3 separate regions of the Homo sapiens genome follow, and regions 2 and 3 are each linked to region 1. A link is a contact called in ENCODE Hi-C or POLR2A ChIA-PET data. All regions are on one chromosome and are shown on one strand. The core of a region is the stretch at or near the end of the contact, and the rest is flanking DNA. Distances in the headings are between cores, read along the strand shown.

What was found. Hi-C counts contacts between places; a loop is a spot of excess contacts on that map. ChIA-PET counts read pairs that join two places held with the same protein, here RNA polymerase II (POLR2A). Pooled maps may share reads with other maps.
Region 2: POLR2A ChIA-PET joins it to region 1 with 14 read pairs in activated CD8-positive, alpha-beta memory T cell. The contact joins the enhancer-like site here to the promoter of HDHD3 in region 1. POLR2A ChIA-PET finds 5 or more read pairs at or near these places in 4 of 52 experiments (H1, activated CD8-positive, alpha-beta memory T cell and activated T-cell).
Region 3: POLR2A ChIA-PET joins it to region 1 with 16 read pairs in Caco-2. The contact joins the enhancer-like site here to the promoter of HDHD3 in region 1. A Hi-C loop is called at or near these places in 1 of 50 pooled maps. POLR2A ChIA-PET finds 5 or more read pairs at or near these places in 2 of 52 experiments (Caco-2 and WTC11).

The regions. Positions count from the first base shown.
Region 1 is chr9:113,375,736-113,379,160 of GRCh38, forward strand. HDHD3 (haloacid dehalogenase like hydrolase domain containing 3) reads right to left here and starts at 1,251. Exons shown (of 3, transcript NM_001304509.2): 1 at 994-1,251. RefSeq lists a silencer at 1,103-1,622.
Region 2 is chr9:113,486,903-113,490,327 of GRCh38, forward strand. The region is part of intron 5 of RGS3 (regulator of G protein signaling 3); the gene reads left to right. Among named protein-coding and RNA genes, the nearest start is that of RGS3, 25 kb to the left of the region's middle. Within about 2 kb of position 1,714, at least 7 of the 41 ENCODE cell types and tissues checked have a DNase peak (open chromatin) inside an H3K27ac peak, as active enhancers do.
Region 3 is chr9:113,453,913-113,457,337 of GRCh38, forward strand. It overlaps a transcript of RGS3 not described here. Among named protein-coding and RNA genes, the nearest start is that of RGS3, 8.1 kb to the right of the region's middle. Within about 2 kb of position 1,544, at least 22 of the 41 ENCODE cell types and tissues checked have a DNase peak (open chromatin) inside an H3K27ac peak, as active enhancers do.

The sequences.
Region 1 (3,425 bases), core at 1-2,500:
GAGGCTGGTGCAGCTTCTTTCCCCAGACAGAGCTGATCCCAGACAAGGCCGTCCCCTTGAAACCTGAGGGGCCAGAGTTCAAAGTACGGCTAAGTTGATACTTAGGGAAGGGCGTCACTGGTAAATCTGGGGGAGCCTTGGAGGAAGTTTGTCCAGGAAATGAATTAAGGAGACTCATCCAAAGATCCTCTCATTTTGCAGGTGGGTAGACAGAGACCCAGTGAGGGGCAGTAATTTACCCCCAAATCACACAGGGAGTCACATTGGCACAGCTAAGACTAGAGCAGAGGGCTCTGGCTCCTGACCCACGGCTTTTTTTTTTTTTTTTTTTTTTTTTTGAGGCGGAGTTTCGTTCTTGTTGCCCAGGCTGAAGTGCAATGGCGCGATCTCGGCTCACTGCAACCTCCGCCTCCCAGGTTCAAGCGATTCTCCTGCCTCAGCCTCCCAAGTAGCTGGGATTACAGGCATGCGCCACCATCCCCGGCTCCTTTTTTTTTTGTATTTTTAGTAGAGACGGGGTTTCTCCATGTTGGCCAGGCTGGTCTCGAACTCCCGACCTCAGCCTCCCAAAGTGTTAGGATTACAGGCGTGAGCCACTATACCCGGCCGGCTTTTTTTCTTTTTTTTTTTTTTTGAGACAGAGTCTCACTCTGTCACCCAGGTGTACAGTGGTGCGATCTCGGCTCACTGCAACTTCCGCCTCCCGGATTCAAGCGATTCTCCTTCCTTAGCCTCCAGAGTAGCTGGGACTACAGGCGCGCGCCACCACACCTGGCTAATTTTTGTATTTTTAGTGGAGACGGGGTTTCAACTATGTTAGCCAGGCTGGTCTCGAACTCCCGAACTCGTGATCCTCCCCCGCCCCACCCCGCCCCCCGGCCTCCCAAAGTGCTGGGATTACGGTAAAGGCGTGAGCCACCGCGCCCGGCAGGGCTTTTTCGATTTCTAAAACCGCGGGTTTGGGGCTCTGCGCTGCAGGCACGAACTGCTCACCTTTTCTCCCCACCTCCAGGGCTCGGGAAAGGCGAAGTCCAGGAGCCCGGACCTGACGCAGAATGTCTATAGCTGCCGTCGGCAGCGTGAGCTGGGGCGGCGGTCCTAGGGGCCTTGGCCGCGGCCGACCCCTTGGGTCCCCTTCTCAGCTGTAGGGCGTCCACGGCTCCGGGCCGGTTCCTGGGCCCAGGACCCACCTGACTCACAAGGAAGCAGATTGAAAACGCAGCCGCAAGGCCCGCGAGCTCGGGCGGAGGTGCGCAAGCGCCGGGCGGTGGGGCGGGGATCGCGCGGGCCGCCCCTCCCTACCATCCCGACCCGCCTCTGTCCCCGCCCCGTCCCCGCCCTTATCCCCCTCACCTTCGCCCTCTCCCGCCCCATCTCCCGTCGCCCTCGCCGTCCCCTCTCCCTCCTTCGTCTCACTGTGCACCTCTCTGCGCCCCTGTCACCCGCCTTCACTGCGCGCCTCCGTTACCCTGCACCATCTACGCCCCTTATTCCCTCCCCGCACCCTCTGAGGTTCCCCAGCCCGCACCCTTCCGCTCCGCAGCCCCCGTTACCAGCACCTTCTCCGCCCTGTCTGCGCACCCCCTGCCCGCCACACCGCCGCTCCTCACCGCTGTCTCCGCTCCCCATCCCCAACCCCGGCTCCTGGCCTCCTTTGGATCGGGAAACCCCCGAGAAGTACCCAGGTTGAGTGGGAGGAGGGGAGTTGGGACCCAGCCTGGCTTGCTTAGTGTTGTGTGAACCTGGGCAAGGCCCAGCCCCTCTCTGGTCTCAGGGTCCCCAGTTGGTATTGGAGGGAATTGCTTTCAGTTGGAAACTTGTTAAATCCAAGATAACTTGGTGAGGGTAGAGTCCGCTGCAGTAACCTGCTTTTTTATTCTTTCTCTTTTTTTTTTTTTGAGACGGAGTCTCCCTCTGTCGCTCAGGCTGGAGTGCAGTGGCGCGATAGCCCACTGCAACCCCCGCCTCCCAGTTTCTTGCGATTCTCCTGCCTCAGACTCCCCAGTAGCTGGGATTACAGGTGTGTGCCACCACACCCAACTAATTTTTGTATTTTTAGTAGAGACAGGGTTTCGCCGTGTTGGCCTGGCTAGTCTTGAACTCCTGACCTCAGGTGATCCGCCCACCTCAGCCTCCCAAAGTGCTGGGATTACAGGCATGAGCCACCGCACCTGGCCTCTTTTTGTTTTTAAGAACCCTGTGGTACCATCCTGGCTAACACGGTGAAACCCTGTCTCTGCTAAAAATACAAAAAATTAGCCGGGCATGGTGGCAGGTGCCTGTAGTCCCAGCTACTCGGGAGGCTGAGGCAGGAGAATGGCATGAACCCGGGAGGCGGAGCTTACAGTGAGCCAAGATTCTGCCACTGCACAATATTTGCCTGGGCAAAGAGCGAGACTGTGTCCCCAAAAAAAAAAAAAAAAAAAAAGATCCCTGTGGTAAGAGCCTGGAATCCTAACCACTAGACCACCAGGGAGCTTTTTTATTCTTTTGAAGAATAAAAAAAGAGTTTTATCTTTGTTTGCAAAAGTAATGTATGTTGGCTGGGCGCGGTGGCTCACGCCTGTAATGCCAGCACTTTGGGAGGCTGAGGTGGGTGGATCACCTGAGGTCAGGAGTTCAAGACTAGCCTGGCCAACACGGTGAAACCCCGTCTCTACTAAAAATACAAAATTAGGCGAGGTGGTTCATGCCTGTATTCCCAGCTACTTGGGAGGCTGAGGAAGGAGAATCGCTTGAACCGGGGAGGTGGAGGTTGCAGTGAGCCAAGATCAGGCTACTGTATTCCAGCCTGGGTAACAAGAGCAAAACTCCATCTCAAAAAAATAAAAAAATAAAAAAATAATAAATAAATAAGGTATGCATGTAATGCATGTTAGTCTCAAAAAACTAAAAAATACAAACATATGAGAGTTGGCCATGCAGAGGGGAAGGATCTGAGTGATGGTTAAGGGACCCCCTGATGCAAAGGCCTCCAGGCAAGAAAGTTTTTTTTCCGAACCAAAGAGACACTGAGGAACTATAGGAATGTTGCTAGCCAGGGGGTTTGGGCCAAAGAGGCTGGGGAGGTACCGGAGGGGAAGCTTTGAGATACTTCTGTGCCTGTGCTCTGTTCCTCTTTAGTCTCATCACCTTGCACTATGACCTTAGGCAAGACAGGTCATAAGACAGCCCCCACCACCCAGGCCCCTTTGAGAGGGTCTTGCCGCATACCCTGGAGGAAGGAACACTGCACAGAGAGGCCAAGAAGAATCTACACAGATGGGTCTTGGTGGGTTTCTCTATTCAGTCTATTAGCGTTTTGTGCAATCCTGTTTCTACATGTGAAGGGGTGGCCTGCCCCTCCACACCTGTGGGTATTTCTCATCAGGTGGGACGAGAGACTGAGAAAAGAAATAAGACACCGAGACAAAGTATGGAGAAAG
Region 2 (3,425 bases), core at 464-2,963, 110 kb after region 1:
GCTGCCATTTCCTGGGTATCACTGTGGCAACAACATGCTGGGGATGCATGCATAGGGTCAAAGACTTTCCTATCGGATCACCGATAGAGACTTGGAGCTGAGAGTGAGGAGGGGGACGTCATGTTAATAACAATAGCAATTGCTGACTGGGTGCTGACCTGGAGCCAGGGGTTAACAGTGCATTGTCTCATTTAATTCTTTTTTTTTTTTTTTTTTTTTTGAGACGGAGTCTCGCTCTGTCGCCCAGGCCGGACTGCGGACTGCAGTGGCGCAATCTCGGCTCACTGCAAGCTCCGCTTCCCGGGTTCACGCCATTCTCCTGCCTCAGCCTCCCGAGTAGCTGGGACTACAGGCGCCCGCCACCGCGCCCGGCTAATTTTTTGTATTTTTAGTAGAGACGGGGTTTCACCTTGTTAGCCAGGATGGTCTCGATCTCCTGACCTCATGATCCACCCGCCTCGGCCTCCCAAAGTGCTGGGATTACAGGCGTGAGCCACCGCGCCCGGCCTGTCTCATTTAATTCTTACAACAGCTCTAAGAAGAGTGTGGTTTTGTCCTAAGTTTTCAGAAGAGGAAACTAAAGTTTAGAGAGGTTAGGAATTTGCCTAAGGTCATACAGCCAGTTAACAATAGAGCCGGGATGGAATCCAGGTGGTTGGACCCCAGGGTCTTTCCTCTCAACACTGTACTGACTCATGGGTGGACAGGTGAAAGGACAGAAGAAAGAGCCAGTAAAGTAGAGAGGGAAGGGCAGGGCAAGAGTGGAGTGAGGAGGGATCTGCAAACTCATTGACGTTGCTGGAAGGTTAAGTACAAAGTAGGGACTGGCTAAAGATTAGCTGAAGAGGTTGGTATAAGCCAAGTCAGATGATTCTGTAGATTCTCTTTGGAGTATGGGGTTTCTCCTAAGGGCCGGTGGTTCTCGATCCTGGATATACATCAGAATTCCTTGGGATGCTTGTCAGGAACCTAGATTCTTAGGTGCCGCGTCAGATTAATTACATCCAACTCTTCATGGGCAGGGCTGAGAAATCTGCATTTAAACATGTTTGCAGGGTGAACCTCCTGCAGTCACTTTGGTGTTTGGGAATGTCTGGCCATTGGGAGATACTGAAGTGTGTCAAGCCAGGGAATGATGGATGCACATTCTAGATCTATCACTTTGGTAGGTCTTTGGAAGGTTGAGGTGAGAGAGAGGCTTTGGGGCTAGGGAGGGGAAAACAGACTCAGGCCATATTTAGGAGATTAAATCAGTAGTGCTTAGTGGTGATTTGGCTGTGAGAGCAGTGTGAGAAGTCAAGGGTAACTCCTGGGCGGCTGGTGGTGTCTCCACCTAAGACAGAGTTACTGGAGGTGGAGGTGAGTCAGCTTGGGATACGGTGAGATGCAGGTGCTTGGAGGGGAGCCAGGTCAGAGCTGTGAAGTAGGGCTCACCTTTGCCTACCTGGAACTTGGAAGACAGAGATATGGGAGCCATGAGCAGGAAGGCAGTGGGTGAAATTCTGAGCAAGTGAGATTGTCAAGGAAGGTCATCGAATGCTAAGGACCAAGGGTCCGCTCCCTGTCTTTGAAGGGACAGGCCAATGAAGGGAAGGTCCTGAAGGAGACAGCAGAGTGTCAGAGAGGCATATGGACGCCCAGAAAGCCCTTTGGGTGGAGGCAGACACCAAACTGCTGGAGAAGGAGCCGGTCATGCCCTTCATGGCTTTTGGAAAAGAAAATGAGGCCAGGGAAAGTGAGTCAGCGTCATGGGGCAGTGTCTCCACGTGTTGCCTATTTTGGGAAAGTGAGATGCCTTATTAAACAAACTACAGCCAAACTCACGGTCACAGTCCCAGCCCGAAGCTCAGGAGGATCAGGGCCTTGGGAGCAGAGGGCCCTGTGAAGCTGTGAGCAGCACGCAGGCCGGCCTGGCCTCCTTGCGCTCTCCTTTTCCTCTCTCCTTTATCGATCCATTTCGGAGCGAGAAGGCCTCTGAGCTGGAGGAGGCAGACAGAGTGATTGCAGGAAACTTCGGCTCTGCTGAATGCTCTCAAATCAAATTGTGCCTCTCTGAAGGATGGACATTCAACTTATCAACATGAAAGACAATTGTGGAAGGAAGGAAACAAACATTTATGGAATTCTTCTCTGTGCCAAGCACTTTACATACATTATCTCATTTTATCCTCATCATGATCCTAAGAGGTAGGACTTATTATTGCCCCTCTCTTCAGAGAAGAGGAAACTGAGGCTTATGAAAGCCGAGGCACTTGCTTGAGGTTATGTAACAGCTCATATTTACCAAGCACTTACTGTGTGTGGACATTAAGCACATGGCACTCGTTCTCCAATTTAACCCTCACAACAACATAAGAGGTAGGTATTATTATTTTTGCTCTTTTATAGGTGAGGAAACAGGCACAGAGGCGTTACATAACTTGCCTAAGGTAACACAGATAGGGTGCCGTGAAAACAAGATGTAAATGCAGGCAAGCTGACGCCAAGTCCAGGTTCTCGCAGCTACATTACGGTACACTTGACCATCTCACATGGATGATAAATGACTCCAAAGCATACTCTTTCTGTGTCAGTATGCTTGCTCCTCAGGACTCAGGGTGCTTCTCTTTGCATTTATAGTGTAGTTTCATTGATTGATTGAGACAGGATCTCACTCTGTCACCCAGGCTAGAGTGCAGTGGTGTGATTAGAGCTTACTGCAGCCTTGAACTCCTGGGCTCTAATGACCCTCCAGCCTCAGCCTCCTGAGTAGCTGGGACTACAGGTACATGCCACCACACCCAGCTACTTAATTTTTTTTTTTTTTTTGTAGAGACGATGCCTTGCTATGTTGCCCAGGCTGGTCTCCAACTCCTGGCTGCAAGTGCTCCTTCTGCCTCAGCCTCCTAAAGTGCTAGGATTACAGACATGAGCTACCGCAGAATTTATAATGGAGTTTTATGTAAATTATTCAGCCAAATGTGTGGTGGTCACATTTTGAAACTGATAGGAGATAACAGGAAAGCATCTGTTTCACTAATTCTCACGATCCTTCCAGGGATGGCTGTGAACTTGTGTTAGAGAAACAAGATGATCTACAAAGAAGTTCTGGGGAAGGGCCAGATGATTTCAGTTCATCATGGTGATCACAGTGGGAACTGAGGAGAACCAGGCCTCAGCACAGTAGATTTTGGCTTAGCTTTGACTAGCTGTATGACCATGGGTCAGTCCCTTCCCTGCGCTGAGCCTCAATTTCCTTGTCTGTAAAATGCAGTGATCACTAATGTTTCTTTCAGCTTCAAGTTTCTGGGAGTTTTTTATAGGCACTTTCAAATGTGTGCAGAGGTAGAAAGTATCATATAATAAACCCTCATATACTCATAGCGGAGTTTCATCAATTATCAATATATGGCCAATCTTATTTCATTTACACCCCATCCACTTTC
Region 3 (3,425 bases), core at 294-2,793, 78 kb after region 1:
CTCGAACTCCTGAGTTCAAGCCATCCTCTCATGTAGCTAGGACCACAGTCATGTGCCACCATGCCCAGCTAATTTTAAAAGTTTTTGTAAAGATGGGGTCTAAGTTGCTCAGGCTAGTCTCAGACTCCTGGCCTCAAGCCATCCTCCTGCCTCAGCTGCTCAATGTGCTAGGATTACAGGTGTGAGCCACCATACCTGGCGTACTTAACATGTCATTTCTCGGTTGGTTTCTATTGATTTTCTCCTTATTATGGTTCATATTTTTTTCTGCTTCTTTGCCATACCTGTTCACTTTTTATTAGATACCAGATTTAACAAATTTTGCCTTTTTGGGTTCTAGATATTTTTATATTCTTACAAGTATTCTTTAGCTTGTTCTGGGATGCAGTTAAGTTACTTAGAAACAGTTTGATCCTAGCTGGGTGCGGTGCATGCCTGTAATCCCAGCACTTTGGGAGGCTGAGGTGGGTGGATCACTTGAGGTCAGGAGTTTGAGACCAGCCTGGCCAACATGGTGAAACCCTGTCTCTACTAAAAATACAAAACTTAGCCAGGTGGGGTGGTGCACACCTGTAGTCCCAGCTACTTAGCAGGCTGAGGCATAAGAATCACTTGAACCTGGGAGGTGGAGGTTGCAGTGAGCTGAGATCTTGCTACTGCACTCCATCCTGGGCGACAGAGCGAGACAGTATCAAAAAAACAAAACAAAACAAAACAAAACAAAAACCAAAATCAAAAACAGTTTGATCCTTTTGGGTCTTGCTTTTAAACTTTTTTTTTTTTTTTTTTTTTTAGATGGACAAGTACAGCATTTAATCTAGGGTTGATTATTCCCCACAACTGAGGGAAGACCCTTCTGAGTATTCTATCTAATACCTCCTAAGGAATTAGAAGGTCTTTCCACTCTGGTTGATGAGCTTAAGAACTATTCCTGGCCCTGTGTGAGCTTTAAAGATTGTTCCCTGTAATTCTTTGGTGGTTCTTTCCCCAGCCTTGGGATACTTTCCTCAAACCCATGAGCTCATTAGCACTTAGCTGAAGTTGTGAGTGGGGACTCTCTGGAGACCTCTGGGGCCCTCTCTTTGTGTGACTGTCTCCTCTCTGGTACTCTGCCTTGGAACTCTAGCTGCCTTGGCCTCCCGAACTTCTCAGTTCAGGGATTTGGAGTTGGCCTGAGTTCCCTCTCCCTTTTGGAAAGTCTCTCCCGGGAATAAGCTGGGCTGATCACAGGGCACAGCTTGTCTCTTTTCTGTTTCTCAGGGATCACTGTCCTTCGTTGCCTGATGTACAATATCTTAAAAACCATTGTTTCATATATTTTGTCCAGTCTTTTAGTTGTTTCAGGTGAAGGGAAAATCCAGTTCCTGTTATTCCATCTTGGCTGGAAACAGAAGTCTATATTGTTTTTTAATTTTGAAAAACTGAGGGCCTCTGGAATGTAGGATTATGCCAGGCCAAGTTGCTCATTATCAGGCCAGGAAAAGCAGCTCTTGAAGAGGCTGAAAGGGCTTCCAGCCTAACTGCGAGGGTGCTGAGTCATTCTAGCAGAGACCAGGCACTCTGCTTTTCTGGCTCTTATCAAGTCTTTAGCTTTTATCTTTGGACTCAACTTACTAGTTCACATTCCTTTGGTGGTGAAGGTTTGGTCTCTTCCACTTTGAAGCAGTATCTCTCCGCTTACACTTGAAATCTTGAATCTTTTACTTGGTTCTCTTTAGTCCCTGTTTGTGTATTTAGGTCACTAGAGGCTTCTACATCTGGGGCACATTAAAGTTCCTCAGTGGTATTTACAGCAACCAGCATCTGTTTCTGTAGAGAACAATTAACCCAAAGATACCACCTTGTTCTACCTTGAAGATGAATTACAGAGACACTTTTAAAAGGCAAATCCTTCATTTCAAGGGTGAATAAAATACCACTTAACAAAGCATTCCAGCTGGTTAAATTTAGGACATGAAAAAAACCTGACCCAAGAATATCGTCTGGCTTTGAGTCCAGGGTGTTTTTCCTTTTAGAGTAAATTTGGTACCTTTTCATTCATGTGAAGTTGTTGCCCCCCAGCATTTTATTCTGGGATGAAAGGTCAACAGGGACTGTCTTGTTGCTAAATCTAATGGACACTTCTCAGTTATTAAACCTACTGGACCTCTTAACAATATTTGACACTGTTGACTATTATTTCCTTCTTAATACATCCCCTGACTTTTCCTTCCCCTTTCAGGCCTTTCTTCCTCTGCCTGTTTTTTCAGTTGGTACTACTCTTGGTTCTGTCCTGAGCTTTCTCACATTAAACATTCCCTGTGGGCTGTCTTATGCATGCTCATGGCCTCACAGGGAATTCCTAAATCTATATTTCTAGCCTAAGTATTTTTTGCTGAGCTTCAGACCATTATGTTCAACTGTTCACTTGACATCTTCACTTGGATGGCACATGGGTCACCCAACCTTAGCAGGCTCACAGTTGAACTCATCCATTCTCCCCTCAGTTCAGCCCTGCCTCTCATGTTCTTCATTTCTGCAAAGGGCACTTCTAAACAATTTCTCAAGCCAGAATTCCTTGCATTCCATCTTCTACTCAATCACCATGGCCTGTTGATTCTATCTCTTTCCATCCCTATTGCCACTTCCCTAGTTTGGTCATTGTCATCTTTTACCTGGATGACCAGAAAAGACTTCTAAGAGCAATTTTTGCTTCCGACCCTCATGTCATGCAAACGCCTCCACCCCTAACCAATTTGTTTTTTTTTTTTTCGTATTCTAGCCAGAGCAATCTTTCTAAAATGTGAATTAAAGGCTGTTGGGATCTTGCTTAAAATATTTGACAACTGCTCTATGCTCTTAAAATAAAGCCCAATCTCCTTATAATAAAATATGCAGCCCTATATGATTTATTTATTTTTTTTTTGAGACAGAGTTTCGCTTTTGTCTTCCAGACTGGAGTACAATGCGATGATCTCAGCTCACTGCAACCTCTGCCTCCGGGTTCAAGCCATTCTCCTGCCTCAGCCTCCCGAGTAGCTGGGATTACAGGCATGCGCCACCACACTGGCTAATTTTGTATTTTAGTAGAGATGGGTTTCACCATGTTGGCCAGGCTGGTCTCAAACTCCTGAACTCAGGTGATCCACCTACCTCAGCCTCCCAAAGTGCTGGGATTACAGGCGTGAGTCACCGCGCCTGGCCGAGGCCCTGTATGATTTGGCCCCTGTTTACTTTCTTGCATATTACTGATTCCCTCACGTTCTAAGTTCCCTGCCACATTTCCCATTGTTCAGTTCCTCAAACGTACAACGCCCCCTCTCACTTTCTGGCCTTTACATGTTTTGTTCTTTCTGCCTGTAACCCTTCCTTCCTCTCCTATACTTGGCTAAATCATACTGCAGGTGATTTTCTTTGGGCAGTCTTCCTTGACCCCCTTTATCATC